3 separate regions of the Homo sapiens genome follow, and all the other regions are linked to region 2. Evidence: chromatin contacts called from ENCODE Hi-C or POLR2A ChIA-PET data. All regions are on one chromosome and are shown on one strand. The core of a region is the stretch at or near the end of the contact, and the rest is flanking DNA. Distances in the headings are between cores, read along the strand shown.

Evidence for each region. Hi-C counts contacts between places; a loop is a spot of excess contacts on that map. ChIA-PET counts read pairs that join two places held with the same protein, here RNA polymerase II (POLR2A). Pooled maps may share reads with other maps.
Region 1: a loop to region 2 is called in a map of CD4-positive, alpha-beta T cell, with 13 times the contacts of the local background. The contact joins the promoter of SNX8 here to the promoter of TTYH3 in region 2. A Hi-C loop is called at or near these places in 5 of 168 maps with a recorded cell type or tissue (CD4-positive, alpha-beta T cell, CD4-positive, alpha-beta memory T cell, CD8-positive, alpha-beta T cell and 1 more), 9 of 37 single-sample maps with no recorded cell type and 14 of 50 pooled maps. POLR2A ChIA-PET finds 5 or more read pairs at or near these places in 1 of 52 experiments (H1).
Region 3: a pooled map shows a loop between it and region 2 (4-fold over the local background). The contact joins the enhancer-like site here to the promoter of TTYH3 in region 2. A Hi-C loop is called at or near these places in 3 of 50 pooled maps. POLR2A ChIA-PET finds 5 or more read pairs at or near these places in 3 of 52 experiments (H1, K562 and Panc1).

What each region holds. Positions count from the first base shown.
Region 1 is chr7:2,311,461-2,316,168 of GRCh38, reverse strand. SNX8 (sorting nexin 8) reads left to right here and starts at 1,728. Exons shown (of 11, transcript NM_013321.4): 1 at 1,728-1,841. The coding sequence starts at 1,748. RefSeq lists enhancers at 623-1,123, 1,124-1,624, 3,369-3,498, 3,539-3,618, 3,819-3,988 and 1 more and silencers at 1,443-1,712, 1,813-2,052.
Region 2 is chr7:2,630,242-2,634,965 of GRCh38, reverse strand. TTYH3 (tweety family member 3) reads right to left here and starts at 2,980. Exons shown (of 14, transcript NM_025250.3): 1 at 2,688-2,980. The coding sequence starts at 2,810. RefSeq lists enhancers at 1-626, 1,470-1,579, 1,359-2,091, 2,824-3,555 and a silencer at 2,630-3,039.
Region 3 is chr7:3,089,330-3,094,051 of GRCh38, reverse strand. No RefSeq gene overlaps it. Among named protein-coding and RNA genes, the nearest start is that of CARD11, 48 kb to the right of the region's middle. Within about 2 kb of position 1,456, at least 9 of the 41 ENCODE cell types and tissues checked have a DNase peak (open chromatin) inside an H3K27ac peak, as active enhancers do.

The DNA of each region.
Region 1 (4,708 bases), core at 479-2,978, 320 kb after region 2:
GAATGCAGGGTGCAGTGAGTGAGTGGTTGCGTGAATGAAAGCAGGATGCAGTGAGTGAGTGAGTGGGTGAATGAATGCAGGATGAAGTGCATGAGTGAGTGGGTGGGTAGATGAATGAATGCAGGATGCAGTGAGTGGGTGAGTGAGTGGGTGAATGAATGCAGGATGCAGTGAGTGTGGGTGAATGAATGTATGAAGAAGCAGTGAGTGAGTGAGTGGATGAATGAATGCAGGATGCAGTGAGTGAGTGAGTGGGTGGATGAATGAATGCAGGATGCAGTTAGTGAGTGAGTGAATGAATGCAGGATGCAGTTAGTGAGTGAGTGAATGAATGCAGGATGCAGTAAGTGAGTGAGTGGGTGAATGAATGAATGCAGGATGCAGTGAGTGAATGAATGAATGTAGGATGCAGTAAGTGAGTGAGTGGGTGAATGAATGAATGCAGGATGCAGTGAGTGAGTGACTGAATGAATGCAGAATGCAGTGAGTGGGTTGGTGAATGAATGAATGCAGGATGCAGTGCGTGAGTGGGTGAATGAATGTACGAAGAAGCAGTAAGTGAGTGAGTGAGTGAATGGATGAATGAATGCAGGATGCAGTGCATGAGTGAGTGGGTGGATGAATGAATGCAGGATGCAGTGAGTGAGTGGGTGAATGAACGTATGAAGAAGCAGTAAGTGAGTGAGTGAGTGAATGGATGAATGAATGCAGGATGCAGTGCATGAGTGAGTGGGTGGATGAATGAATGCAGGATGCAGTGAGTGAGTGGGTGAGTGGGTGAATGAATGCAGGATGCAATAAGTGAGTGAATGAGTGAATGCAGGATGCAGAGAGTGAGTGGGTGAGTGGGTGAATGAATGAATGCAGGATGCAGTGAGTGAGTGGGTGAGTGGGTGAATGAATGCAGGATGCAGTGCGTGAGTGGGTGAATGAATGAATGCAGGATGCAGTGAGTGAGTGGGTGAATGAATGAATGCAGGATGCAGTGAGTGAGTGGCTGGATGAATGAATGCAGGATGCAGTGAGTGAGTGGCTGGATGAATGCAGGATGCGGTGAGTGTGTGAGTGGATGAATGAATGTAGGATGCAGTGAGTGAGTGGGTGAATGAATGAATGCAGGATGCAGTGAGTGAGTGGGTGAATGAATGAATGCAGGATGCAGTGAGTGAGTGGGTGAATGATTGCAGGATGCAGTGAGTGAGTGAGTGGCTGGATGAATGCAGGATGCGGTGAGTGAGTGTGTGAGTGGATGAATGAATGTAGGATGCAGTGAGTGAGTGGGTGAATGAATGAATGCAGGATGCAGTGCGTGGGTGAGCGAATGAGTGGGTGAGTGGATGAATGAGGAAGTGCGAGTCAGAAAACCCCAGTGTAACCGGTGAATGAGCGAACAAGGGCGTGACTGGGCGAGGAGAGATGGGAGTGAATGAGGGTGCGGTGGGTGCAGGCTTGCGCCTGAGGTAGTGCACCTGCGAGTCCGGAGGTCCAACCTGAGGGGAGGTAACCTGCGCCACCAGCAGGCTCCGTGTCCACGTGGACGGGGAGGGGCATGTGGGCGTGGCTAGGCGGGTTGTAGGCGTGGCGAGGCCGGGCGAGGAGCGCGGCGGGCCCGCAGGGGCGGACTGTGGGCGTGGCGCGCGGGGGAGGGGGCGTGACCAGGCGGGGTGTGGGCGGGGCGAGGGCGCGGCGCGGCAGGGCTGCGCGGCCGGGTGGCGCGGGAGGAAGTCACGTGGGAGCGCGGGCTCACATGACTGGCCGCGCGATGGACCCGCTGCCCGCGGCTGCAGTCGGGGCGGCAGCTGAGGCGGAGGCTGACGAGGAGGCGGATCCCCCGGCGTCAGGTAGGGCGTGGGGCGGCGGTAGCCCCCACCTGCCCAGGGCGCGCGGCCCGACCACCCCCGGCGGACGGGGCTCAGCCGCCGCGCTTGGTCCCCGACTCGTTTCCTGCCCCCGCGCCCCGCGTTCGGCCCCACGCCCCAGTCCCTCGGAGGTCCCCCTGCCCTCCTGCGCGCCTGTCCTTTGGGGGTCCCCGTGCTCTCTCGCGCCTCCGTCCCTCGGGGTCCCCTGCCCTCCTGCGCCGGGAGAGCCCTGTCCAGGTTACAGCTGGCCGCGTTCCGAGGCGCTTTCCCGGGGCTCTCAGAGGCGTCCTCGGGGACAGTTTCCTCCTCGCCCCGTTCCTGGTGCCCTGCTCTTCTGCCCTGCCTGGTCACGCTGAGCGATGGCACTGGGGGCCACTTCCCCGGACTTGGGCGCCTTTCCTAGCCACATCCTCTCTCCCAAGCTCCTGTCGGTTGTGTGGTCTTGGGCCAGTAATTTCACCTCTCGGGACCTCTGTTTTCTCATCTGTGAACCGAATCTATAGATGTGTAGCTGCTTTTCTCTCTCTTTCAAGTGATCCTCCGCCTTAGCCTCCCAAAGTGCTGGGACTACGGGCGCGTGCAGTTACGCCCGGTAATTTTTTTTATTTTTGTAGAGATGGGATCTTGCTATGTTGTCCAGGCTGGTCTGGAGCTTCTGGCCTCAAGCGGTCCTCCTGCCTTGGCCTCCCAAAGTGCTGGGAGTACGGGCATGAGCCATCGTGCCTGGCCTGTATTTCTGTCTTTTTCTTTTTTCTTTTTCTTTTCTTTTCTTTTTTTTTTTTTTTTGAGACAGATTCTCACTGTCACTCAGGCTGGAGTGCAATGGTGCGATCTCGGCTCATTGCAACCTCCGCCTCCCGGGTTCAAGCGATTCTCCTGCCTCAGCCTCCTGAGTAGCTGGGATTACAGGCATCCACCATGACACTCGGCTAAATTTTGTATTTTTAGTAGAGACGGAGTTTCACCATGTTGGCCAGGCTGGTCTCGAACTCCTGACCTCAGGTGATCCAACCACCTCAGCTTCCCAGAGTGCTGGGATTACAGGCGTGAGCCACCGCGCCTGGCCTCTTGTATTTCTCTTTAAGGGATTTGGGTTAATGAGGCTAAACATGGCTGGGCACGGTGGCTCACGCTTGTAATCTCAGCACTTTGGGAGGCCGAGGCGGGCGGATCACGAGGTCAGGAGATCAAGACCATCCTGGCTAACACGGTGAAACCCTGTCTCTACTAAAAATACAAAAAAAATTAGCCAGGCGCGGTGGCGGGCGCCTGTAGTCCCAGCTACTCGGGAGGCTGAGGCAGGAGAATGGCGTGAACCCGGGAGGCAGAGCTTGTAGTGAGCCGAGATAGCGCCACTGCACTCCAGCCTGGGCGACAGAGCGAGACTCCGCCTCAAAAAAAACAAAACAAAACAAAACAAACGAGGCTAAACATTAGAAGGAATACAGGAGGGTGCCCCTTATTTCTGGATGTTCCTTCCTGTGGTCCTAGCTGCCAGAGAAGAGATGTAGGTGGGTGTTGGTGTGAGTTACGGTTTCTTCTTGGTGGGGGGGGACAAGATTGGGGAATCCCCTTGTGGGGAGGTCTGGCAAGGTGTCGCTGAGGAGGTGATGACTGAAGTGAGCTCTGGAGGGTTGGTAGACAGTTTCTTCGTCGGCGAGAAACGGCAGCGGGGAGCAGGGGAGGGATTGTTGCATTTGGTGGGCATCCTCGATGTGAAGACTGTGTCTAGAAAGAAGGGCCTTTCAGAATGGGTCTTCAGTTATTTTTTCCTTTCCCTTGTATCAGTGTAAGGGGAGGCACGTGATAGTTCTCGCTGATTAGAACATTGTGTCCATGAAGTCACATGTTGGAGGCCAGCGTGAGTCTCAGGCGGGACCCTTTCCGAGGGGTCACTTGGGAACAGGTAGGCTGTGATTGGATCGGAATGCTGCTGCTATCTCAGCTTGTAAAGCAATTTGGCATTGCTGGAGGGGTCCTCTGCAGGTGTAGGGGACTGTGTTTCCTTCAGGCTTCACAGAAGTAGACTCCAGAGGCTACCATAATGGTGTAATTTAGAGATAGTCTGAGCGCTGTACACCTGAGGGAGCTGTGTCTCTGGGAGACCGCCCTCCCTTTGGTGTGGCCTGGAATTCCTGTAGGTAGTTGGCTTTTTCTGGGGGCAGTGGTGATTTCATCAGGAGTGCTGATGGGATCCACAGATGGGGGTTGCTGGGACAAGGCAGTGCTTCACAGTGCCCTTTCCTGTAACCAGGCAAGTCTGAAAGTGGGGCTCACAGACTCTTGGGACGTAGACTGTCCTTCTGTTTGAAACTTGGTCGTCATCCTGGCAGGTGGGTGAAGTGGTATAGCAGGTCTTTTTTTTTTTTTCTTGAGACGGAGTCTCGCTCTGTCGCCCAGGCTGGAGTGCAGTGGTGTGATCTCGGCTCACTGCAAGCTCTGCCTCCCGGGTTCATGCCATTCTCCTGCCTCAGCCTCCCGAGTAGCTGGGACTACAGGCGCCCGCCACCACGCCCGGCTAATTTTTTGTATTTTTAGTAGAGACGGGGTTTCACCATGTTAGCCAGGATGGTCTCGATCTCCTGACCTCGTGATCTAGCCGCCTCGGCCTCCCAAAGTGCTGGGATTACAGGCGTGAGCCACCGCGCCCGGCCTCGCAGGTCTTTTTACATTGAGAAAACTAAAATCCAGAGGTAAGTAATTTGCCCAAAGTGGGCAATGTCAAGGGAATGTGTGTTGATGGGGACCCTGATTGGGTGGGCTGGAGTGAGAAAACCTCAGCCTTGAGACCAAGCACTGTGGCTCACGTCTGAAATCACAGCACTTGGGGAGGCTGAGGAGGGAGGATC
Region 2 (4,724 bases), core at 1,731-4,230:
TCAGCTTCTAATCCCACGGTCACACCCCCAGCGGCAAGGCAGCCGTGGGGGAATCCGGGGAGCCTGCGACTCCAGGCTGACCCCGGCTCCTCGGGGGGCCGGACGAGGGACCTACAGCAGGGCTGCGGCCCCACCACTTACTCACTATGTGATTCGGAGCCTCAGTTTGCTAATCTGTACAATGGACAACTCTCCCCACCTCCTGGGGCTGTGGGAAAAGTGACTAGTGACAGGCAGTCCCACGCAGGGCCTTGAAACAGGACCTGGCCCTGGTCCCTCCGGGGGTTTCACCAGGGTTCCCAACAGCAGACCACGGGGGCCAGAAATAGCAAAGGACAAAGGCCAGTCCCCCGTGCCACACCCCCAACTCCCAACCCCAGGCCCCACCTCCCCTCCATCCCCCCGCCCCCATAACCACGGGGCAGATGCCCACTCCCCAGCAGGGCACAGCCCAGGTTGGGGCAGCACAGAGACAGCTAAGAGGGAGCCCTCAGTCAGGATGGGTGAGGGGTCCACCCCCCACTACAGCCAGCAACTCCTCACCAGGGGAGGCAGGAAGGGGCGCCTGCCACAGCCCAGGCCCACCCACTGCCCATTCTCCCAGGAAGGGGGCTCCTGGCCCTTGCCTCCCAGGGGTGACCCTACACAGGAGGCACGGCCAGCCCAGATTCAGGATGAGGCAATGAAGGCTCAGAGACACCAAGCAGTTGCCGAAAAGCACCAGTATTGGAAGGGCAGGGGCAGGACGCACGCCAGGACCAGCTCACGCCACAGCCCCTCGCCAAGAGCCGGGAGTGGAGGCGGCGGGGGATGGAGGCAGGCCGGTTTCCACATCGTGAATTATTCAGTGGCTAATTCTGCTCTGTGGAGATGAGGCAGGAGAGAGAGTGAGTCAGAGCCCTCCCACAGCAGAGCAGAGCGCAGGGCAGGGGAGGAAAGGGGGCAGAAGCCAGGGCCTCCCAGGGCCATAGCACCCTGCTGGAGGCCAGGCAGGTCAGGCTGAGCAGAGGGGCCTGGCTACTGCCCGGAGGCTCTTGTGGGCTGCAGACATCATCGCCCCTCACTCCCTCTCACTGCCTGTCTCGAATGTGGGAATGCAGGCACCCCGGAGGGCTGGAAGGAAGTCCAACTGTGGCTGGCAGCTCGGGCAGGTGGCAGCCCAAGGGGCAGCAGGAAACAGCCGCCCCCCACGCCCCAGGGCTGCCCCGGAGCTTAAGAACTGACAAATGGGCCAAACCCTCAGGGCAGAGAACTTTCCAAAGTGAAGCACACCCTCCTTGCAGCTTCAACAGAGTCCTCCAGGGACAAGTGGCAAAGCCATCAGCATGGAATAAGTTCCAGAAGTTCCTGAATGTGCATTGCCCCCACACTGAACGGTCCCCCAGGGCTGGGCTTCTAGAACGCAGGCGTGAGATTTTATACCAATCCTTCCGCCTCCCTCCTCCCTGCTGTGTCTGGGCGTGCCTGGGCCGATCCCTCGCCCCCTTCCTCATCTGTTAGGAAACGTCATCGGCTCGGCTGGGGGGCCTGGGTGCAAGTGAGCGCGAGGCTGGGAGCAGTGGGCTCCCAGGTGCCCTGCTCCTCCACTTCCGCCTCCCTCCTCTGGATGCGGGAGGCCACAGACAACGCAGTTCTGAAGAGTCCAGGTGCTAGGCTGCCCGCGGAATACCGGATTCCCAAGCCATTTTGATAAGCAAAGCCATCCCCACCCCACCATGGGGCTCTGCCATGATCCGTCCAGAGAGAAACTCCGGGTGACCAGGGACCCTGGTCACGGGGCTTCTGGAATCCGGATCTCTAGGCAGGAAGGAAATGCCCACAGCTTGGTCCCCTGCCCCGCACTCAAATGACAGTAGCTTGGCGATGGGGGTGGTGCTGGGGCCTGGCATGATGCCAGGCTAAGGGCTCCCCTGGGAGAGGGCTGCAAAGGGCCCCCAGCCGCCCCCCAGGTCTGCCTGGGCTCAGCCGCTTCCAGCCTCCCTGCCTGAGGCCCACGGTGCTTCCTGGCCGCCGGGCCTCCCTCCCCCGGGGGCTACAGGCAGCCTGGTCTCCCACGGCCACACACGGCACCCTGTGTACATCCCACAGCCTGACCGCCAAGCAGGGGGTCATTACCGGCCACAGAGGGCTGGCGGCGGCCCAGGCCATTCACCCACTGGAAGCCTGGCAGTGGGATTCCCCAGTCGGGGGTGAGTGGGCGAGGAGTCTCTGCCTGCCTGCACCCAATGTGCTCAGGCACCCGCTCTGATCTCAGAGCCTGGGGGTCATCTGGGGAGGGGTCTCTGCTGGGACACAGCACCAGGCCGCCAACAGTGATGGTGGAGAGGCCCTCCACTGGCCAAGGGGGCTCACGGAGTGGGGAGAGGCAGCTCCATGAAACCCAGGGGCCTTAGTGACACCAGAAGGGAAGGCCAGAATCGGGAGGGGGGCCGTGGACCCTCACTGGGGGTTGGAGGGTATTTAGACCTTTGAGGAGGAGGCCATGACCCTGGAAGAAAGGGTCCTAGGACTCAGAAGGGACCCTCGAGAAGGAAGGAGGCCGGTACCTGCGAGGAGGAGGTGGCCGTGACCCTGGAGGGGGGGATGAGGGGTCTTTAGGCCCTCGGGGATGGGGGCCGTGACCCTGGGAGAGGAGGGGGCCGTGACCTGGGGTCCCTGACCCCGCGACCCCGAGAGGCCCATGTCACCTGCTGGTAGTCGGTGTCCTCGGGCCGGAACTGGCTGCTAGTGGCCTCCCAGCTCAGGTCGAAGTGGGGCAGCCGGTGCAGGAGGCTCACCCACCAGGGCGCCGCGTAGCTGACCCCGGCCATGGCGGGGCCCGGCCGCCTCCGGATGCGCGCGGCCTGCGCGGGGCTCCCTTGCTGGCCCGGGGCGCGGGCTTCAGGGACCCGTCGACCCCCGCCTGGCCGCCCGCATCATCCGCGCGCTCCTGGGCCCGGCCCGGCCCGGCTCGGCCCGGCTCGGCTGCGCTCGGCTCCGCTCGGCCGCCCGCGCCCGCCGCCTCTTTGTTCGCCGCCGCCGCCGCCGCCCCCTCCGCACCCCCGCCCGTCCGCCCGCCGGCCCCGCCCCCGAGCCTCCATTGGCCCGCCTCCCGCCAGCCCAGCCCCCGCGCGCCCCGCCCTCTGTCCCGCCTCTTACCCACCATTGGTCTATCCCCCGCCGATCCCGCCCCACAGCGTGCCCCGCCCACTCGCTCCTGAACCTCTATTGGTCCTTTTACCTGATGGTTTTGCCCCTCCACTCGCATCCCCGCCCATTACCCAATGGCCCCGCCCCTCCACGTGTCCCCGCCCTTCGGCCCCGCCTCTGTACCGTCATTAGTCCGCCGGCAGAAGCTCCGCCTACTTCCTCGCCTTCTTGGAGGGACGCCTGGCCCCTAAGGCGCTGGAAGACCGACCCTCAGCGCTGTAAGACCCGGGCCAGCCAGTCTTTCCACGTGGCCGTGGGGGCTGGAACCCTGGCTGCATATGCAGCTGCGCTTCATTCCATGAATTCGCTCTTCGTTTGGATCTTTGCATGTTTCTTATTTGACTCGAGGGTCCGGCCTGGTGGGCTGGGCTGGTCTTGGCCTCCCCATTGCACACACAACAGCCCACAGCCCGCAGCGCCCAGCAAGGCACCGAGTGGCCTATCTGTACAATGGACATGATCTGGATTCAGGGCCTGGCTGGGGCACCTAGAGCTGTGTGATCTGGGGCAAGTTACTTAACCACTCTGTGCATCGGTGTCCTTGTCTGTAAAAGGGGATGATAAAGCTACGAGTGTTGGCAGGGCGTGGTGGTGGTTCATGCCTGTAATCCCAGCACTTTGGGAGGCCGAGGCAGGCGGATCACCTGAGGTCAGGAGTTCGAGACCAGCCTGGCCAAAATGGTGAAACCCCGTCTCTACTAAAAATACAAAAATTAGCCAGGCGTGGTGGCGGGCGCCTGTAATCCCAGTTACTCTGGAAGCTGAGGGAGGAGAATTGCTTGGACCTGCGAGATGGAGGTTGCGGTGAGTGGAGATTGCGCCACTGCACTCCAACCTGGGCAACAGAGTGAGACTCCATCTCAAAAATAAAAAAAATTTTTTTTAAAAAGGTACGAGTGTTAAGTGGATCCGCAGGTAGATTCAGTCCCCATCCGGCCTTCCCTCTGGGGAAGGTTGAGTCTTTTGTCAAGACCTAAGATGAAGACGGTGCCCTGTTCTGGTGTCCTGGGGCCTAAAAATTCAGGCACCTGCCAGAGAGGGCCCATCATGGGCTTTGGAGCCACACAGCCAAATTTCCTAACAGGGCCTCCCCATGCCTGTGCCTCCTCCTTTGCTAAAGGGGAGATGGGAGCTGCCAGAGCCAGGAGGATGGACATAGTGCGTGCTTGGGCCCAGGTGCACGCCTCCCTCCGCACTCTAGGGCAGTGGGTGCATCCTGGCTCTGCTTCATCACCTGGGGCCTTATTCCTGGACCTCCTGTGTACTGAGAAACAGGTTTCCACACCCGGGCTCCACCATCTGCTGTGCCCGACTTGGCCAGCTCTGTGGGCAGGCAGGCCGTTCCTGGCAGGAAGAGCTCTTTGCAGGCAGGGACGGTTCCGGGCAGTGTCTTCCCAGGAGGCCTGGACTTTGGCTCATTGACTGCCCTGACTCGCCTGTTTTCCTGTGATAGGGCACCGGGCAAGAGGGACTAGCTGAGCTGCGGTTTCCACCCGCTGGATAACTTGGAGACACCACCCAGCTGGGAAATAACA
Region 3 (4,722 bases), core at 207-2,706, 460 kb before region 2:
GGGGCCCAGACTGGAGTGCAGTGGTACAATCATGGCTCACTGCAGCCTCAACCTCCTGGGCTCAAGTGATCCTCCTGCCTCAGCCTCCCGAGTAGCTGGGACTATAGGTGTTCACCACCATGCCTGGCTAGTTTTTTAATTTTAATAGAGATGAGGTCTCATTATGTTACCCAGACTGATTTCAAACACCCAGGCTCAAGTGATCCTCCCACCTCAGCCTTCCAAAGTGCTGCCATTACAGGTATGAGCCACCACACCTGGCCAACCTTCTCCTCTTATCTGTGGGAAACCTTGGGGCATTACTGAAGAAAAAATTGTGATGTCCAAATCCTGCACTGTACCCCAGTGCAAGGTGGTAGGTGTTGAAGTAGAAAATGATAAGACGTAAATCGTCAGCAAAAGCCAAAGAGAGAGGTAAAAAATGTATGAGCACTAAATGAATTGATTTTCATAAAATTAGCGTTATACTGTATAATAATGTTTCCCAATATAAAGTCTTTTTCATATTAATATTTATAACATTGTAAAGATTAAATCATACCTTTGTGATTATTTTAATTTTTTTTAACCTTATTCTGTTCCAAAGATAAAGCTTGGTTGTGTTTTTTGTGTGTGTGGGGGGGGGGTTTGGGTTTTTTTTGGCCTTTATCTTTAGAATGTTCTAGTGACATTCTGAATTCTTCCAACAGGGCGATATTGTTATTTTAATAATGGTTATGCACAACACATATAGGAATCTGTCATGGAGTTGGTGGGAATGAAAAGGCTACTTAGATACCCAGCTTGAAAAGCTTTCATGTTTTTATGTTTAATTTGCAACAATCTTCCTTCTTTGCACAGGAGGTGATACATTACTGAAATAGGAGATCAGGCCAGGTGCGGTGCCTCACGCCTATAATCCCCACACTTTGGGCAGCCAACGTGGGAGGATCACTTGAGCTTCAGAGTTTGAGACCAGCCTGAGCCACATAGCAAGACCCCCCTTTTCTACAAAAAAAAAAAAAAAAATTAAAAATTAGCCGAGCATGGTGGCATGCATCTGTGGTCTCAGCTACTCAGGAGGCTAAGGCAGGAGGATTGCTTGAGCCCGGGAGGTAGAGGCTGCAGTGAGCTATGATTGAACCACTGCACTCCAGCGTGGGCAACAGAGCAAGACCTTGCTCTAAAAAATTAAAAAAAAAAAAATAGGAAGGAAGAAAATAGGAAATCAACCAATGCAGCTCTCACCACCTCCTACATCCGGTTCTGGGGTTCTGGGTGGTGGGGCGCCTGCGTCCTGCTGTAGGGTCAGGACAAACAGGCATGGCTGCACAGCTGTGCTCCCCCTGGCTGGCTCCCGCAGGCTCCCAATGCCTTTGGGAGGTCAGCCTCTCAAGCTGAGTGCCCAGAAACTACACAAACCCCAACAGGCCGTGCAGGAAATGAGACCCACAGCCACGTCACCAGCCTCATTTTTGCAAGCTGATGGAGGTGGGGAAACCCTACCCTTCTTCCTTTAGCAGCAATAGCTTTTCTTTTTTTTTTTTTTATCATGCTTTTTTTTTCATACTTACCAATATTTTTAAGTTTGAGCTTCATTTCAAATTTTTGACCTGAGTAATGATGCCATGCACACAGTTTGCCCAATCTTTCCCCAGCTACCTCTTGGGTCCTATATTAGTATGCTGGGCCTGCCACGACAAAGTACCACAAACAGGGCAACTTAAACAACAGAAATGTATGGCCTCATGGGGCTGGAGGCCAGAGGTCCAAGATCAAGGTGTTGGTAGGGTTGGTTCCTTCTGGGGGCAGAGAACCTGCCCCAGGCCTCTCCCCAGCTCCCGGTGGTTCTCCACAATCTGCAGTGATCCTCGACTTGTAGACGCATCCCTCTGATCTCCACCTTCATCCTCACGTGTGCTCTCCTGTGTGTCTGTGTCCAAATTTCCCTTTTCATGAAGACACTAGTCATCTTGGTTTAGGGCCCACCCTAAGAACCTCATCTTGACTTGATTATCTGCAAAGACCCTGTTTCCAAATAAGATGGCATTTGCAGGCATTGGGGGTTAGGACATGATCTTTTGGAGGTTTAACATCGTTTGTGGGGACATGATTTAGCCCTGACAGGCGCCCTCCTTGCCTGGGTCTCTTCCGTCACCACCCAGTGCAGGCCGTGAGCTCGCTCCATCTGACTTAGAGAGCCCATCCCCTCCTCCACTCTGTACTGTCTCTGATCCCTTCTCCTGCCGGAGGGTGGAGGGGTGGGTGCCCCAGGAAGCAGACTCAGAGAGGGAGGAGACTGTGCAGGAGATCTGTCAAGGGGTTCTCTTAGGACTGGCATCCGGGGAAGGGAAAAGTACAGAATTAGGCAGGAAGGATATTGAGCTTTGAGGCAGCCTCCGTGAAGGCTTCAGACAACCCTGAAGGGAATCTGGAAATGGGGTGGGGAGACCCTCAGAGCTGAGTCTGGGCCTTTTTACCCCTCGTTGATCATGCATCAGCTGCTGGCTGTCCTGGAATGGAGTATGCCTCAGAGCCAGCACGTTCCCCACAGCCACTATCCCTGAAGGATGGGGAGCCGGGACTTTCTGCCAGCAGCCCTCCCACCACCCAGGGACTAGGCCTTCATTTCTGCAGGGCCATGTGGTGGGGGCAGTCCAGCCCCCTGCGAGCAGCCAGGGTGGCCTTTATTTTTATTTTTTTAAGATAGGGTTTCTCTCTTGTCGCCCAGGCTGGAGTGCAGGGGCAGGATTGTAGCTCACTGAAGCCTTGAACTCCCGGGTTCAAGCAATTCTCCCACCTCAGCCTCCTGAGTAGCTGGGACTACAGGTGTGTACCTTCACGCCTGGCTAATTATTTTTTGTAGAGCTGGGGTCTCACTGTTTTGCCCAGACTGTTCTCGAACTCATGGCCTCAAGTGATTCTCCTGACTCAGCTTCCCAAAGTGCTGGGATTACAGGCATGAGCCACCAGGCATGCCCCAGCTGGTCTTTCTAAAACACAAATTTGACCAAGTTACTCCCTTTACATCCTTCAGGGGTTCCCATTACTCTTAGGATAAAGACTAAAGTGTCTTAACTTGACCCTCCAAGCCTGGCCCTTGCCCCCTCCACATCTCTTCTTGCCCTGCGCCCCTCCCTTTCCACTCTGACCTCCTGCTTGCCATGAGCCCCCTGCCACAGGGCCTTTGCAAATGCTCATTCCCCAGCCTGGATGGCTTTTTTTTTTTTTTTTTTTTAAAAACCTAATTGACTCTCTCTCATCTTTTGGGCCACTTCCTCAGAGAAGCTCCCCTCCTTTTGAGCGAGTCCAACCCTCCTACTGTAGACTGTGAGAACACTGTGTAACTCTTCTTTGTAGAAATTTGTGGCTGGGTGTGGTGGCTTACATCTGTAATCCCCGTACTTTAGGAGGCTGAGGTGGGAGGATCCCTTGAGTCCAAGACCAGCCGGGACACAGGGAGACCCCTTCTCTACAGAAAACAATCTTTTAGTGGCACACACCTGTGGTCCCAGCTATTCAAAAGGCTGAAATGGGAGCATCACTTGGTCCAGGAGTTAGAAGCTGCAATAAGCTCTGATCAAGTCACTGTACTGCAGCCTGGGCAACTGAGTGAGACCCTGTCTCAAAAGATAAATACATTTGTGAGGTTTTGTTTTGTTTTTTGTTTTTTTTTTTTTTAAACAAGTTCTTGCTCTGTTTCCCAGGCTGAAGTGCAATGGCACCATCATAGTTCACTGCAGCCTCAACCTCTTGGGCTCAAGGGATCCTCCCACCCCAGACTCCTGAGACTCTGGGACTACAGGTCCACACCACTACGCCTGGATAATTTTTTTTTTTTTTAAGAGACAGGGTTTTGCCATGTTGCCCAGGCTGGTCTCAAACTCCTGAGCTCAAGTGATCCACCCACCTCAGCCTCCCAAAGCACTGGGATCGTAGGCGTGAGCCACAGCACCCGGCCTAAATTGATGATTTTTTACATTTGTTTATGCAATTATTTGGTTATTGTCTAGCTTCCCACTGAATCGTAAGTGCCATAAGAATAGGGCCATGTCTGATTTTTCTTCCCAGTTGTCCTTCAAGAGCCTTGCACAGGCCTGGCCCATAGTAGGTACCCTACGCATGAATGAAGGAACGAATGAATGCACTCATCAGTTAGTAACTCCCACGATGGAGCATTTCACGGGAAATCTGCAGTACATTCACATTCACTGTTTAAAAAAATAAAAAAGGAAAGAACTTGATATGTTCCTGTCCCCTGAAAGCTATAAGAGATTGGCTGTCCAGCAGGTTAACAAACAGCAGTGGGTCTTGAGAGACACGAGGGAGCCATTTGTCCCAGCAAGGATGGAATTTGCAGGTTGTGGGGATTTAGTAAATGTCCCCCTAGTGGACCGAGAAAGAATGCGCTGCCCCAAGCTGAGCCTGACCCGGCCACCTCCCTCCAGAGGGGTCTCCTGGTGGAGACGGGGAGTGGGTACCACTGCCGTCTGCCTGGAATGCAACCCAGAGATCTTTTCCAGCGGTTTGCGTTCCTGCCGGGCATTTCCCGGGCTAATATATTAAAAGCCAGAAGGTGGGAGGGCAGGGGTTACTTGCATGACAAATGACCCTCAGAGTACCATTCGTGTAGACCAATTGGAGCTGGCCATGATCCCGGTCAAGCTGCTAACGAGGTACCCTCTGGTGCCTCCCCACTTTCAGCAGAATCATTCCCTTCCCACCACATCCCATCATTCCTGC